2 separate regions of the Homo sapiens genome follow, and region 2 is linked to region 1. The links are chromatin loops, found by intact Hi-C in ENCODE. Cell type or tissue: MCF 10A. All regions are shown on one strand.

Region 1 (8,000 bases):
TTCAAATGCAAAAAAATCCCAATAACCCACTCCAGTATAATTCAGAAGAATGAATTGAGATAATTGATAAAACAATTGTAAAATACTTGCAAAATAGTACTACTATTGTGTATCATTTAGAGATAAACAAAGTATTGACTGGGAGTGGTGGCTCATGCCTGTAATCTCAGCACTTGGGGGGCCGAGGTGGGTGGATCGCTTTAAGGTCAGGAGTTGAGACCAGCCTGGCTAACACGGCAAAACCCCGTCTCTACTAATAATACAAAAAAAGAAAAAAAAAATTAGCCAGGTGTGATGGATGGCACATGCCTGCCCAGCTACTCAGGAGGCTGAGGCATGAGAATCACCTGAACCTGGGAGGCAGAGGTTGCAGTGAACCTAGATTGTGCCACTGCACTCCAGCCTGGGCCACAGAGTAAAACTGTGTCTCAAAAAAAAAAAAAAAAAAAAAAAAAAAAGATGTAGACAAAATATTTAAATATCAATCATATTATTTCATGTAAAACTGTGCCATTGATTCAACTATACTTGGTAGCATGTGGATTTTTAAGAAATATTTTTTAAAATGAAGTAAAATTCCATTTCTTAAATAAGTGACTTTTTTTTAAAAAAAGCTTTTTTCCAAACCTTTCCTTTGGCTCTGAGAGGCTGGACATGTAGATGCATTTTTCTTCTGTTCTGAAGTGGCATCAATAAAAGCCTTCCCATTCTTTATGGCAGCCTTTATCTGTACTGCTTTGCTGGGCCCGAATGATTCCAGTGGGGCTTGTTAGCAGTGGGACTGGTACCCTGAATGGTCTAATGACCTCTTTATTGGTTGAGGCCTATAGGGCAGCAACATAAAACAAATGAAAATGATGAAAAATTGATAAAATTGATAATTTTGCCTTTCTTCTATCATAGAAGCTCGTTGGGGGCCTTACAGCCAGCCACACAGTAAATTGACCACATTTGTAACGCTGATTGTGATCCAATGCATGCATAGTTGGAGTATCCCCAGAAATAAGGAAATAATAAAACTGAACAACTACTGAAACATAATTTAAGAAAGTTTTAACTAAAAAATTAAATTTCATACAAAAGTGATACTTTGTATGTAGACAGAAAAAATAGAATAGCTAATAAGACATATCTACTAAAGTTATTGGACTTCAGAATTAAAGGAAGAATCCTTTGGATAGGCAGACAAAAGTATCACACGACTCAAAGGGTGAAATAGCAGGCAAGCAGACTTCTCCACAGCAACATTTGTTATAAGAGAATGGAACATGGGAAAGAATGTTTAGCTTCACTAATAATTAAAGAAATGTAATATAAGATAAGGCAATAAAATTTTAACCAGATTTGCAGGCTTTAAAAAATTATAATGTGCATCGTAGGTAAGGGTTTGTGGGAAGAGAACTCTGAAACATTGAGAAGGACTATAAATTGTGAAAACCCTTCTGGAAGGCAATACAGTGACAATAAGATTTTTAAAGAATGCTTTAAAAATCTTAAAATTCTTTATCTTTAGTCCAATTATTTCAACTTGTGAGAATTTTAAGGACAGTTATTTACAAAGCCAAAAACTATTTATATACAAGAATTGGGGAGGGGGTAACAGGGAGTAGGTGGGACTACAGGCACGCGCCATCACACCTGGCTTTTTTTTTTTTTTTTTTACATAGCACAATAAAATTAAAACTATAAACACCACAACATTTGCAGTTAAAGGGAAATAATGTTAGCCACCAAAAAAACTTTGTAAGAAATAAGAGGAAGGTAACTAGCATTTATTAAGTACTTATATATTTGACCCTGGGGTAGGCACTCAATTTTCCTTTCATAGATAAGGAAACTGAAGCTCAGAAAAATTAAATAACTTGCCCAAGGACACCCAACTATTCTATGAAGAACTGAAATTCAGGTTTTCATTTGTGATTTGGAAGTATAGACTCTGCCATGCAGAAAGTTTATTAAATATCTTTTTTTTTTTTTTTTTTTTTTTTTTTTGAGACGGAGTCTCACTCTGTTGCCAGGCTGGAGTACAGTGGTGCGATGTCGGCTCACTGCAACCTCCGACTCCCTGGTTCAAGCGATTCTCCTGCCTCAGCCTCCAGAGTAGCTGGGATTACAGGCATGCGCCACCACACCCAGCTAATTTTTGTATTTTTAGTAGAGACAGGGTTTCACCATGTTGGCCGGGAGGGTCTCCATCTCCTGACCTCGTGATCCACCTGCCTCGGCCTCCCAAAGTGCTGGGATTACAGGCATGATATATGACGCCTGGCCTAAATATCACTTTTTTAAACACAAAAATGTTAAAGGAATACTACTCACTGAACTGCTTCTTCAATTTCTTTTTTATGTCATAAAAGAACTTCAGCACTTATAAATTACAAAAGTTTATAATTATTTTGAAAACTAAAGTCGATTCTTGTTATTTCAGGTAGTTATACTCTGTAAGTCACCACAAACTCAGATTTAGTGAACACTGAATCCACTGCTCCTAAAACAAACAAACATGGGGTTAGGTTCAGGTAAGTCTCTGGTCACATTTTTTTTTTTGGTCAATCAAAGTATCACCTTGCTTTACATATGTGTCATGTTTACAGACATCTCATTTAATACCCTCGTGGCCAACAGCACTAAAACTCATGCCTGAACAAAGTTTATCTAGCACATATTTTCTCTGTAAGGCACATCACATTCTTTTTATGCTTAGGAGCACTAGACAGCACTACAATGAGCGGCAATTTTCAGCACAAAATCACCAACAAAAAGCACACAGATACAAAAAAACCTGGCACTAAACGGACTGCAAAAGGACATTTTACATTATGTGAGCTTAAACAAGAAGGCTATCACCTTCTTCAGCCTTAACTGGGAATGTGCATGTCAGGCAATTCAAATTTTTTGCCACTCTGCGTTGTCTGTGAATGATCTCATAAGCACAGCAAGTCTTGATTTTAAGGTTACACGTCAATTTTACTGAGTAGGTGAATTCGCAAATTTGGAATCTGTGAATAATGAGGATCGACTTTTAAAATTTATGGTTAAGAGGCTACCCAATGATAATATACCTGCTTTCAATGAAAATGTTAGATCTGTGGGTGGGGTGGGGAAACGGACAGGAAAATGCTAACAAGCAGGAATCAATGTACCGACTGCCAGTAAATTGTGCCCCCTAGTGGACAAAAGGATAAATAGTCCTAGAATAATAAAACTGGAAATAACAAGGTATGCACTTTATATAAAGCTTTGAGCAGCGGGGAGATGAGGAACTAAATAATTCACATCAAATTTGCCAGAGTGTGCAATTCTCTTTTTTGGTCCAGATGTGTTTTTGTAATATAACATATCATCCTTTTCTGAAGCCTAGTGGAAAAAAGAATTATCCAATTTCAGCACAGTAAAGGCAAATTTAGCATGTTTCTCAAAAAGCCATAGGAATCTAAGCAACAAAGTGTGGACAAATTTTTTAATAAAAATTCACAAAAAACTGAATTTGAATAGTTTTACCTGTGTAGATTCCTATAAAAGAATCCTCTAGGCCGGGCGCGGTGGCTCACGCCTGTAATTCCAGCACCTTGGGAAGCCAAGGCAGGTGCATCACTTCAGGTCAGGAGTTCGAGACCAGCCTGGCCAACAGGGTGAAACCTCGTCCTACTAAAAATACAAAAATTAGCTGGGTGTGGTGGCACGCGCCTATAGTCCCAGCTACTTGGGAGGCCGAGGGAGGAGAATTGCTTGAACCTGGGAGGCAGAGGTTGCAGTGAGCCGAGATCGCCTCACTGCGATCCAGCATGAGCGACAGAGACTCCATCTCAAAACAAACAACAACAAAAAATCCTCTAATTTGAGAAGTCAACTATAAGTTACTGTATATAGTACTATGGCCTCTGGAAACTGTCAACTCTGCCAGACACTATGGCTGGCCACTTATCAAGGCTTTTGCCTTGTCACTCCAATATGTTATTGATCAAAACTATTAGAATATGTGTATTATGTAGGTGTATATTGTATAGAATTTAGAACAAATATAAAATATGTATTTAAGCAAAACTCCATTAGATTTAAGAAAACAATAAAAGAAAAAAAATGCTAACCTGTTTAGCAGTCTTTTCCTTATGAGATTCACTTTCAACGAGCTCATTAGAAACTTAAAGACATTCTTTCATAGTGTCATCAGAATGAGAGGAGGTGTCATCTTCAGTACAACCATTATCAGATTTGATTGGATCAGAACCAAATTTGGCTAATTTGCTTCTTCAAAAGTAATGAGGTCTTGATTATTACCTTGCATTCTTGGCACATTGTCTTTTGCAAGGTCATCTGAATAAGAAATGTGGAACTGGCTTGGTGAATACCAACATTTAATTTCTTCTTTTTGTGTATCATAATTTTGTTTTTACCTGTTTTTTGTTCTTTAGGTAACTTTCTTATTACAACTTTCTTTCATTATTTCATTGCCATTGAGAGGTGCAGAAGATGAACCTCCTTCTAAAATACAGTCATGGCTTTTTTCATCCCCAAATTTTTCCTTCTTAGGTACTGTTTTAAAATGATATAAATTTACATTAGTTTTAATACCTGGGGATGTTTTCATGAGCAATGTAGGTAGTTGTAATTTGTTACTGTCATCATCTATTTGTGTGGTTAGTTGGGTTTTATCTGTTTTTTTCTTCTTCTGTGCCACTAATTTTAAGATTTTTCTCCTCCGGGGGCGTGATATGTGTCCATTTATCCTTATAATGATGTTTGAAGCCTCTACATAGTTTAGATTTCTTAGAAGTAGGCATGACTGGAGGTACATCTATTATAAGATCATCTTCAGATTCTTAAAGATCTGTTTTACTTCTTATTGGTGAAACAGAAGGCCTTTGGCTCTCCAGGGATGTGTGGCGACCTTCACTCACAGGTGTTTTCAAGTGGCAGAAGTGCTGTTGATCAGCCTCATCCTGCTTTGCTTTAGATGCCCCAAGTACCTCCGCAGAATAATTGAGGAAAGGATCATATTCAAGATCAGTCTCTGGACATCTGAGGTCCATCACATACTTTCCAGTCTGTCTTTGTTCTTTGATGGTGCAATTCACTTTTCCTCTGGGAGCAGGCTATTTTCAGGAAAATCTTGCCTCACATTTGTGTCATTCAAGGAGGCCACAGGGCTTTGAGTCAGTTCTTCAAGTGCTAAAGTTCATTTGGAGATCCTCTTCTGCTCTTCTTCAACCTCAGCCTTGACTAACTCATTTTTTCTGTTCTAATTTTTCCATAGTTATGTCTAGGACTGTCAGTAGAAAATAAGTTTTGTTTTATCATTACAATCATGATGAAATGCAGATTCTAGAATACCCTGGAGAAGTAGCTTCCTATCAGAAGGACATTAACCCTTCCAAACCCAGTTTTAAATACAGGAGGTAGTTTGCTAAGTGATCAGTTCTAGATGGAGAGTGAGAAGCCAATGGCTATCACTGTTTAAGTTTTCCAAATGTCTAGCTCATTCCCATGACTGATTAAAATACATTTACACCTTATTACTAAGGTGACTATACATCAGTAGGACAGGCCTTGTTTGTGCTTAATTGTTTGTGTCAAACATGACATACTTTGGATAGAAAATATTCACCTTATTACCAAGCAATGACAATTTGGAAACTTAAAATAACTGAATACCACTTACACAGAACTGTATATAGTCTTCTCCACTGGCACATCTCCTCTGTCCACAAGAAAAATGTATTTAAAGCATTAGTCTTTCCTTCCTTTAGTGAGTCTCAACATTCTAAGGTCCCTGATATCTATAGAATGCTTCAAGCACAAAATAACCCCCAGCCCTTAACAACCATGACAATCTAAGAATTGACAGACAAAACTCTAGCTAGATCTACACTACTGAGGAAACCCAGGAGAGTGACAAGACATAGGCTTGAAGTAACAGCTGTCCACAACACCCTGGCAGCTCCTTCCCTAATTTTTACCAGGATAAATACGACCTCTTCTCTCTTTCCAAGATACACTTTCCTGTATCAATTACAGGATAACTTATACCTTCTCCCAAACAAGAGATTTCAGATCTGAGACGTGGTCCCAATTATATTGTTTTTTATAACTCTGAATTTATTTTAGATAACCTACATGTGTTGTTAACACACACATGCTTCCTTTTCACATAATAAGCTTTTTCCTGGCTCAACAGTCTTTCAACTTACCATTCATTTCCTATTAAGAAATTAACATGATTGAAATCCAAAACAATGTAGTGGAAATGTGACATTTTGATAGATGGGGAAGGAGAGGCGCACGCACAAGAATGAGAATTATCTTAGGATCCAAAGATAAAGGCCTGGATCTAATTTCTCTTTAAATTTAAGGGCAGTAAACTCCAGATAAGCAGGTGGAAGTGCCTTTTGCTTAAGCTGGGTTTTATTTGGTTGCAATGATTTAGTAAGGGCTGTTACATAGTGCTTTGGGGGCACTACTGAAAAGACATGATTATACTTTCCTTCCATGTCACGAACAGTGTTAAGTTTTTCTGTTTCTGTTTTTTAACTTCACCAGAAGCTAGATTTGGAGCGTTAATTTTGAAGTTTGAAGGCATGCTTAGAATCTTTTCTCAGGCTAGAGCTGATTGGCAACAGCTCCTTTGATTGGTAATTATTCCTTGCCTTCACCAGAATTAACAGAGGCCTAACAGCCAGTTTTCTTCCTGTCTTTTCCACCTTTCACAAGAGCACAGGAAGCTCCTTATAGTAATTCCACCTTGGGGATGAGTGACGGAGAGAGGATACCTTGCACCTGTTTCTTAACAAGCAGCAAATCTTATGCACGGCATCCTAGGTACCTTCCTAGGATCCTGCGTTCCCAAGAAATGCCATTTACTGGTCCTCGCAAAGAGCTCACGCGCCCACGCAAGCCCCTCGCCCACGACTTCCTGACCTGGTGACTTTGGCCCTGCCCCCATCTGAGCAGCGCGCTGGTCCACCCACCTGGGGCACCGTGGAGCCCCGCAGGCCCAGCAGTTCTTTCGGTTACTGGGGAGCTGGTGCCCGCTCCTCCTGAGGGATGGAAGAGATGCTCTTGACGCCTGCCCAAGCCAACCACCTTTCCAAACATCTCTGGGACAGCTTCCCTCTACAACCCAGTGTTTCAGGAACTGAGGGACCACCCAAAAGGCCTGCAAAAAACACCGTCAATCAGGACCCCTGTAGCACCCTCACTGTTCGGCATGTTTAGGACGCTCTTGTGGCAGGAGGGAGGAAGAAAGAGGGAATAGGGGCTAGAACTTAAGGCTGCTGCTCCTGGGTGTGTGATGCTGGGAAGACTTACTCCTGGTCACTTTAGATGGACTTGGCTGCTAGTTCTAAGGCGAGTGCTGGTGCTTCTTTCCCGTCACAGCCAGTCCGTAGGAACTGATCCTAGGTTCCTTTGGCAGTAGGGAGGTAGATCAGGAGGACTTGCTTTTCCAGCACCAGTAAGGCTCCTGCTGATCAAAAACAGGATGTAGCAGAGAAAGCTGCCAGAAACCAGAAGACGGCAAGGAAAGCAACCTCTGCTCTCAATGATCATTATTAAAGACACTCCCACCAGAGCCGTGGCAGTTTACAAATGCCATGGCAATGCTTGGAAGTTCCCTTTTATGGTTCCAGGAACTCCCTGCCCCTTTTCTAGAAAATTTAAAATAACCCGCCCCTTGATTAGCATGCAATTAAGAGTGAGTATAAATATAGCAGCAACCCATGCTGTAGCTCCTGCTCTGGGCTCTCCATTTGCATAAAATAATGACACTCCCACCCGTGCCAAGACAGTTTACAAACGCCATGGCAATGGCAGAAAGTTACTTTATCTGGTTCCACAAACTCCCTGCCCCTTTTCCAGAAAGTTTGTGAACAAACTACCCCTTACTTAGCCTGTAATTGTAAGTAGGTATAAATATAGCTAAGCCGGCAGTCCACAAGTGCTGCTCTGCCTGAGGGAGCCCTGCTCTATGGAGCCACCACTTTCGCTGTACAATGTTACTCTTT
Region 2 (8,000 bases), 78 kb before region 1:
ACCACTCTGGGTGGCTATTTTGGAGGTTAAACTTCAGAGGTTAACAAGAGGAGATGGCATCACCTCTCTCCATTTGCAAAGGTTACAGAGAAAGGGCCATCAGACCTTTTGCATAATGCCAAGAAAATGCATGCCTAGCTGCTGGTTCTCACTAGTCTGAGGGTAGTCAGAACCAGGCTGGTGGGACTTAATTCCCAGTAGATGGAAACAGACCCTTCCTCTCACCTCGAACCAAGAGTAAGAGCAGTGTTTCTCAACCTTTAAAAAAAAATGTATTGCTCATCCCCAGTGAGCTGTTTCAGATACGTTTATCCTAGTAGATCCTGCCTCCCGTGAAATTTTAATACCACAGATATGCTCTATATCTGTTTCTGTATTATGGTCCTCTGTAAACAATTGTAGTAATCTGAAATTTTCTCATACACTAAGAACAAATTTTTTTGCCCCATAGGAGTGATTGTGTCCCTACTGAGAATGCATGAATTAGAGGATCTCTATCCTACGTTTTGGAAGGACTTCATATCTGGAATTTAAAAATCAATTTACTATTATTAACTGAAAACACACTATTTCCTCCTTTGTCCAGTGACATAAGACATCTCGAAAGAAGGAAGGGAGGGAGGAAACCAGTGTTAATAGAGCCCCTAACACCTTCCAAGCATTTTCACATCCATTTTCTCACTTATTACTCCTGAGTCTGGAAGATGGATATTTTAATTTTATTTTACAGGTGAACTTGGAGAGATTATGAATTTGCCCAAGGTTGCAAAAGTAAAGTGGCATGTTCCTGTCTCTCTGATTTTAAAACCCATATTGTTTCTATTCAGTGATGTCTTGGTAGCCCAGGCTCCTGTGGGTGATTATGGCCAGGCATCACGTAGTCATAGCGGATACCTTGATGTGATCAGAGCAGGAATAGGCCTGGCCCTGCCACCACAGCTGTATGATTTCTGAAAATCTTGCTAAGGGGAAGGAACCCCTAAATTGCTTTACAATGTATTGCTCAAAATGGTAACAGAAACGGTAAATACTCTCCCATAATCCCATAACCTTGGCAAATCTACTGTTTTGATTTTTATCAGTTTCCTTCCTATCCTTCACCATTGTAGACATAACTTTTAGCATGCCTACATGTACTTGAAGTCTCTTTATTGGGCTTTCATACTTATCCTAGTTATCTATTTTTCCACTGAATGGCTATATCATAATTTATTAAAGCAGTTTCCTATTTTGAGTGTTTAGGTTTCTTCCAATTGTTTGCTGTTATAAATAATGTAATGAATCATTTTGGTAGGGAAAAAAGTATCATATGGGCCACTTGCTTGTGTTTCTTTGATAGCTTATGAGGTGGTATCTTATTCTAGAAGCCAAGGTTACTCTTAAAAGGTGCCCTTTAGCGCTGTCATTGACTCCACCCTTGTATTAGTCTGTACTTGCATTGCTATAAAGAAATACCTGACACTGGGTAATTTGGAAGAAAAGAGGTTTGGCTTTTTACCAAGCCAAACAGTAAAAACAGTAACCATTGGCTCATGGTTCTGCATGCCGTATAGGAAGCATCTGCTTTTGGGGAGGCCTGAGGGAGCTTTTACTCATGGCAGAAGGCAAAGTGGGAGCAGGCACTTTGCATGGTGAAAGCAGGAGCAGAAGAGTGAGGGGGGGCGGTGCTATACACTTTTTTTTTTTTTTTTTTTTTTTACTGTTTCATAATTTATTTATTTTTCCATGGAAATTATTTAACATTTTATTTTCTGACAAAGCTCCTGTTTATTTTATTTTTTATTTTTTATTATACTTTAAGTTTTAGGGTACATGTGCACAACGTGCAGGTTAGTTACATATGTATACACGTGCCATGTTGGTGTGCTGCACCCATTAACTCGTCATTTAACTTTAGGTATATCTCCTAATGCTATCCCTCCCCCCTCCCCCGGCAATTGAACAATGAGAACATATGGAAACAGGAAGGGGAACATCACACACTGGGGCCTGTTATATACTTTCAAATGACCAGATTTCATCAGAACTCACTCGGTATCAGGAGGACAGCACCAAGGGGGATGGTACTAAACCATTCATGGGAAGTCACACTCATCAACCAATCACCTCCCACCAGGCCCCACCTCCAACACTGGGGATTACATTTCAGTATGAGATTTGGGTGGGGACACTAATCCAAACTATATCAGCCATATATAAAAATAATGATTTTTCTGGATTCTCCTAGGACTCCCTCCTCCAAGAGGTCTAAATCTCCTGCCTAAAAGTCAGACCACTCTAAATTTGACCTGGCAACCAATATTTCCAAGCTCGGAAGATGACTTTTATGTTGAAGTGGAGAGAAGGTCTGTGCAAAAAAGTGATCAGCAGAATATTAAAGTTCCAGGCAACTTGACTTCGGTGCTACTTAACAACTTACATCCCAGGGAGCAGTACGTGGTCCGAGCTAGAGTCAACACCAAGGCCCAGGGGGAATGGAGTGAAGATCTCACTGCTTGGACCCTTAGTGACAGTAAGTAATTCATGCTGCTCCAGCCTCATCTGAGCAATAAGGGGCTACCGCCATGCAGACTTAGCTAACATCACTGCAGGACTATTGGAAATTATGAAAGAAAGTTAGTTGTGAGAGAAGGCTAATTAGTGCCCCCCACCTAATCATTTTAATAACTTGCAATATATAACATATATTTGGATTTGCAATAATTCAGGCAGGTCTGTGCTAAAATTTACCTTCCCTTGGTGTGCAGTTGTTTATTTAGTAAATTAGTAACAAGAAGTTTTTCTAGGGCTTGTTGAACCATTTATGGGGTAGTTTTGAAGAATTATCATATATCTACATGTACACAGATGTCAGTTAATTCCAGATGGGTCTTACCTAACCATAAAAACCAAATAACTTTGCTTGAAACCCCTTGAAAACAGGTAATTTTAAAAGTTAAAAGATTTATCTAGGAGTAATAAAATCACTTTTTTTTTCCAAAGTATTTTGCATTTCAGGCTTCTCAATTTCAGATTGGTCATTTAAAATTAATGGGAATTTCTTGGGTTTCTTTGTAGTATTGAAAGTCTATTCATTACTAAACTAAGCAGAGAGTTTTATTTTGATTCACTGAAATTAGAACTGTGTGCATTTGGAACCCTTGGAAAGGTAAACTATTTCTTGGCCACACACAACTACCACTGAAGTCAGGATCATGTGGTCTATGGCCTTACCACCCTGAACACACTGGATCTCATTGATCCTGGAAGCTAAGCAGGGTCAGGCCTGGATGGGAGATTATGTGGTCCCTTGCCACCTCCCAGAGTCTGAGGCTGTCTTTGCAGCTGGTTCTCCACTTCCTCAGGAACAGGTGTGGAAGCTGGCTCAGTGTTTCTTTGGCCACTCTTTTATTGCATCAGTGACTTATGAAAGTCTGAATTGTTTTGTCAGTGTTTAGGAATTCTTCATATATAATGTTTAATTCTGTGAAATTTCCAAGGTGCAGAATCATGCTAACAGTAACACAACGAACAATCACATTCCTCCCATCCAGAATTAACAACTGTTAACATTTTGTCATATTTGCTTTCAGCATTTGTTGTTGACTTATGTAATAACCCACTACAGGTGTATCAGTATCTCCTGCAACTGTTATCCCTATCTATTTCTATTCCCCTCTCCCAAGAGACAACCAAAATTATGAGTTTGTTAAGTATATTTTAATTTAATGTTGTATGTATATATTTTTTGAGACAAGGTCTTGCTCTGTTGCCCAGGCTGGTGAGCAGTGGTGCCATTATGGCTTCTGCAGCCTTGGCTTCCTGGGCCCAAGCAATCCTCCCACCTCAGCCTCCTGAGTAGCTGGGACCACAGGCACACGCCACCACACCTGACTTTTTTTAAAAATTTTTTTGTAGAGATGGGATCTCCCTATGTTGCCCAGGCTGGTCTGGAACTCCTGGGCTCAAGCAATCCTCCCGCCTTCGCCTCCCAAAGTGCTGGAATTACAGGCATGAGCCACTGTGCCAAGCCCAATGTTCTATAATTTTAATATCTCTGAAAGTATACACATGCATACATATCATTCTTCATTTTTTGAATGGACATTATGAATTTTATCGATCCATGTTTATTTAGCTTTGATGCATGTAATTTTAACTTCTGTATAATATTCTATCTTATGAATGTATCTTGTCATTCATCCTCTCCCTTTTAGAGGGAGATGTAGGTTTTTTCATTTTTTACTATCATGAACAAAATGCAATGCCCATTCTTATGCATGTCTCCATGTGCATAGACAGGTGTGAGAGTTTTTCTAGGAACAAGTCCGGTGGTGGAACTCATGGGCTATTTCCCTCTAAAGTGGTTAGTCAGTGTGTACTATGTTCAGGAGTGTATGACAGTGCCATTTTCCTTATACCCATCTCTATGTCTATATCCTTTCCCTATATCACTCGATAGTGTCACACCTTTTTACTTTGCGTATCTCAAAAGCAAAATATGGTGCCTCATTGTTAATTTCAATTTTGATTTCCTTGATAGCTAGCAAAGGTGAGCATCTTTTTATGTTAATTGTCCTCTTTTTTGATATACTTATTGATATACTGGATGTCCTCTTTTTTGATATACTTATTGATATCCTTTGCTCATTTGGAATAGGTTGTCTTTCTTACTGATTTGTAAAAATTATTTGTGTAATCTAAATACTTTGTTATGTGTATTGCAAATATGTTCTCCTAATCCCTTTATTGTAACCTTGTTTGTGGTGGCTTTTAACCCACAGACACTTGACATTTTGATGCAGCTGGACCTGTCAGTATTTGCCTGTGTGATTTATACTTTTTGCATTTTGGAATTATTCCCTATCCCAAGGTCATAAACATATTCTCTGTGTTTTTCCTAGTAGTTCTAGTGTTGTTTTGTGTATTTAGGTCTTTAAGATATAAAAATGTTATTTTGGGGTGCAGTATATTTTAATATTTTTATTTTAATCTTATTTATTCACATATGGCATGTCAGTGGTCCCAATGCCACGTATTGAGTAGTCCCCATGGTGAGTTGTGATGATTTCTGTATCATATGCCAGGTTCTCATATTCATTTTGCATCTATTTCTGGATGTTCTGTTCCCTTCCATTGATCTGTTTGTTCCTGTACCATTTCCAGCATATTAACTATAAACTTGTGAAATGTCAGTAACTATGGGATGAATCACTATTTCCTATTTCAAAATTATCTGAGGTGCTCACTCACCTAAACTACATAAGTTTCATCCTCATTAGAATGATACACTCTCAAAATCACACTATCATTATCATATTTATAGGATTAAACAAAAACTAGTTAATAGTCACTGGGAGTCGACTTGCCTTGGATGATTGTATGAAGTTTGATGGAGGGTCAATGCTGGTGGTGGTAGTAGGGATGTGAGATTGGCAGGGTAGGAGTTGATCCCTATAGGGTCAGGAAATCCGAGGAAGGAGGATGTGAATGAGAACATCTCATTTTTACCTGAAAATATTTGTTAATATGCTGTGTTGTCATTGATCATGTATGTTCATAAGTAAAATTAATACTTCCAGTTATAAAGTTTGTGTTGGTTTCCAGCCTAGCAATTACATCTGGTCCAGGGGTAAGAAGTGGAGTGAATTAGATTTGGCGTATCACCCCAATCATATGTTAAAAATAATATATGTGTGTTATGTTTTCCTGTTGGAAAACATTTACATGGGGAGTATTTGACCCTTACAATGACTTTTTGAGGAAAGTAGAGTAAGAATGATTATCACAGTTAACAGATGAGGAACCTGAGGCACAGAGGAGGGTAAGTGACTTGCCCAAAATTATGGAACTAGTACGGCATGGGGATTAGGATTCTAATCCACATTTTAGTTCTATTTTTCCCCCCACCATGCTACAAATGTCTTGCACTTGTCTCTTTGGATGGGCGACCCACTGCTTCAAAGCAACTATGCTTCTAGAGGTTCTTTAAGTAGTGATATCCCGTTTCTAAATTGTTTAAGGTCTGATTAGTGTTTCCTAAAGCATTTTAGAATCTATTGTAGAGTCACCCAGAGAACCTGCTAAAATGTAGATTGCTGGGTCCAGACCCGCTGAATTTAAATCAAAGGTTTATTGAGCTATCCCTAAGAATGACTCCTTTCAGGCATAAAATGGTAAGTTGGTAGATGCAAATTTATGATTTTTAGTTGGCACAAAAATTATATTCATTATTTTTCTAACAAGCTTCTAAAAGACACTGCTGCTTTTTGTGACAGGCTTAGAAGACCACTGGTTTATGAAGTTGAATTTTTTGAGCCACAACTATACAAATATTAACTATGTGATCATAGTAATCTGAAAATGTTGGTATTTCTATTACTCCTTCAATCTCATGTGGGAAGAAAGGCTATTGTATATTTTTATAAAAATATACAAAAGACTTGGTACTGGATGTAAAGAAAGTTAAGACATACTGTTGATTAATTGTGATTTTTGGATACTGTACCATCTGCTAGACATAGAACATAACAATCAGATTTGGAAGGTTCTAAATCCAATACCTAATTCTCATAAATTGCCACAGTCCCCTAAAGAGTAACAAGGGGGAGTCAACATAATGAAAAGAAGAAATTTAAAATAGAAAGGATGTACCTTGAGATACTTCTCAAAGGTTCTAAATTGTTTATAAGCAGTAACTTTCATGTGGAAAAACAATGGTGTATGGAATGAAACAGCCTATGTCTACTATTCGCCTACTGGGACAAGTACAAACCCCTTAAACTTTTGAAGTCTCAGTTTTCTCATCTCTAAAATGTGGATCATAAAAAATCTCAGTACTGTGTGGTTATACAAGTCAAGAGAGTGTCTGCATGTGGAAGCACATTGTAAATAGCCTCATAAATGTAAGGTACAGTTACTATTAAGGACAAGAGCTCGAATCCATTCTTTTCCTGGATCAAATAGGCTTAGCCTTTATTGGATCACGAACTTCCCTTCTAGCCTGTGCCCTTTAGAGTTTGAGTGAGAATGTAGTGATGCTGCGGTGCCTGTCATCTTCACATGTGGAAAACCTCAAGGCATCTCTTTCTCATCCTGCCCGTGTCCCTGAATGGAATGTGATTCCACTTTTCCCCAAATCCCTATAATACTTTGTCTACTAAAAGTTATTAGCACATTTTCTCATGTATACACTGACCTGCCTGCTGCTCCATAAATTGAGGGCAAGGACTGACCACATGACACTAAGACTATGGACTACAGAGCCAGACTGCCAGGAGTTGAATCTTGTTTCTTCTACTTAACAGTAGTGTCACCATGGCTAAGTCACTTAATCTCTCCAGACCTCAGCACTTACAGAAAGATTGCTATGAAGAGGAAGTGAGTTAATATATACAAGAGACTAGATCAATGCCTGCCATATTGTAAGCACTATATAAATGCCAGCCCTCAGAAGCTTTCCATTCTTCCCAGCATCAAGAATAGTAAGTACAGGTTTGTGGAATAACAGAATTTCTAAGGCCTTCATTTAGTGTCAAGATGACAGATAGATGATATGTGTTGCCATTTCTCTGTCTGTGCCACTCTTTCAAGTCTGCGTGGAGTCCAGTAGCCACTACCAATTGATTGGGGTACCATATGAGAAAACATTTGTTTGCCTTATATGAGCTGACATGAACTCTATCTCAAAAGCATAATGATCTAGGCCATGGTAGTATATCTTAAGTGAATCTTTTTTCTTTTTAATTTCTAGTTCTTCCTCCTCAACCAGAAAACATCAAGATTTCCAACATTACACACTCCTCAGCTGTGATTTCTTGGACAATATTGGATGGCTATTCTATTTCTTCTATTACTATCCGTTACAAGGTTCAAGGCAAGAATGAAGACCAGCACGTTGATGTGAAGATAAAGAATGCCACCATCACTCAGTATCAGCTCAAGGGCCTAGAGCCTGAAACAGCATACCAGGTGGACATTTTTGCAGAGAACAACATAGGGTCAAGCAACCCAGCCTTTTC

The links. Peaks named below come from ENCODE experiments on the same cell type or tissue, not always from the same donor. Only the 100,000 strongest peaks of a DNase experiment are listed, where the experiment ranks them.
Region 2: a loop joins it to region 1, with 13 times the contacts of the local background. A loop is called at or near these places in 2 of 110 quality-filtered maps.

What each region holds. Positions count from the first base shown.
Region 1 is chr9:27,273,463-27,281,462 of GRCh38, forward strand. It overlaps the pseudogene REXO6P. Among named protein-coding and RNA genes, the nearest start is that of EQTN, 20 kb to the right of the region's middle. RefSeq lists an enhancer at 6,443-6,944. In MCF 10A, a CTCF peak has its summit at 3,165 (motif pointing left); a DNase peak (open chromatin) is centred at 3,149.
Region 2 is chr9:27,195,088-27,203,087 of GRCh38, forward strand. TEK (TEK receptor tyrosine kinase) reads left to right here. Exons shown (of 23, transcript NM_000459.5): 12 at 2,228-2,512; 13 at 7,733-8,000. It also overlaps the pseudogene RNA5SP280. Among named protein-coding and RNA genes, the nearest start is that of TEK, 90 kb to the left of the region's middle. In MCF 10A, no CTCF peak of the experiment used is centred here; DNase peaks (open chromatin) are centred at 1,484 and 3,314.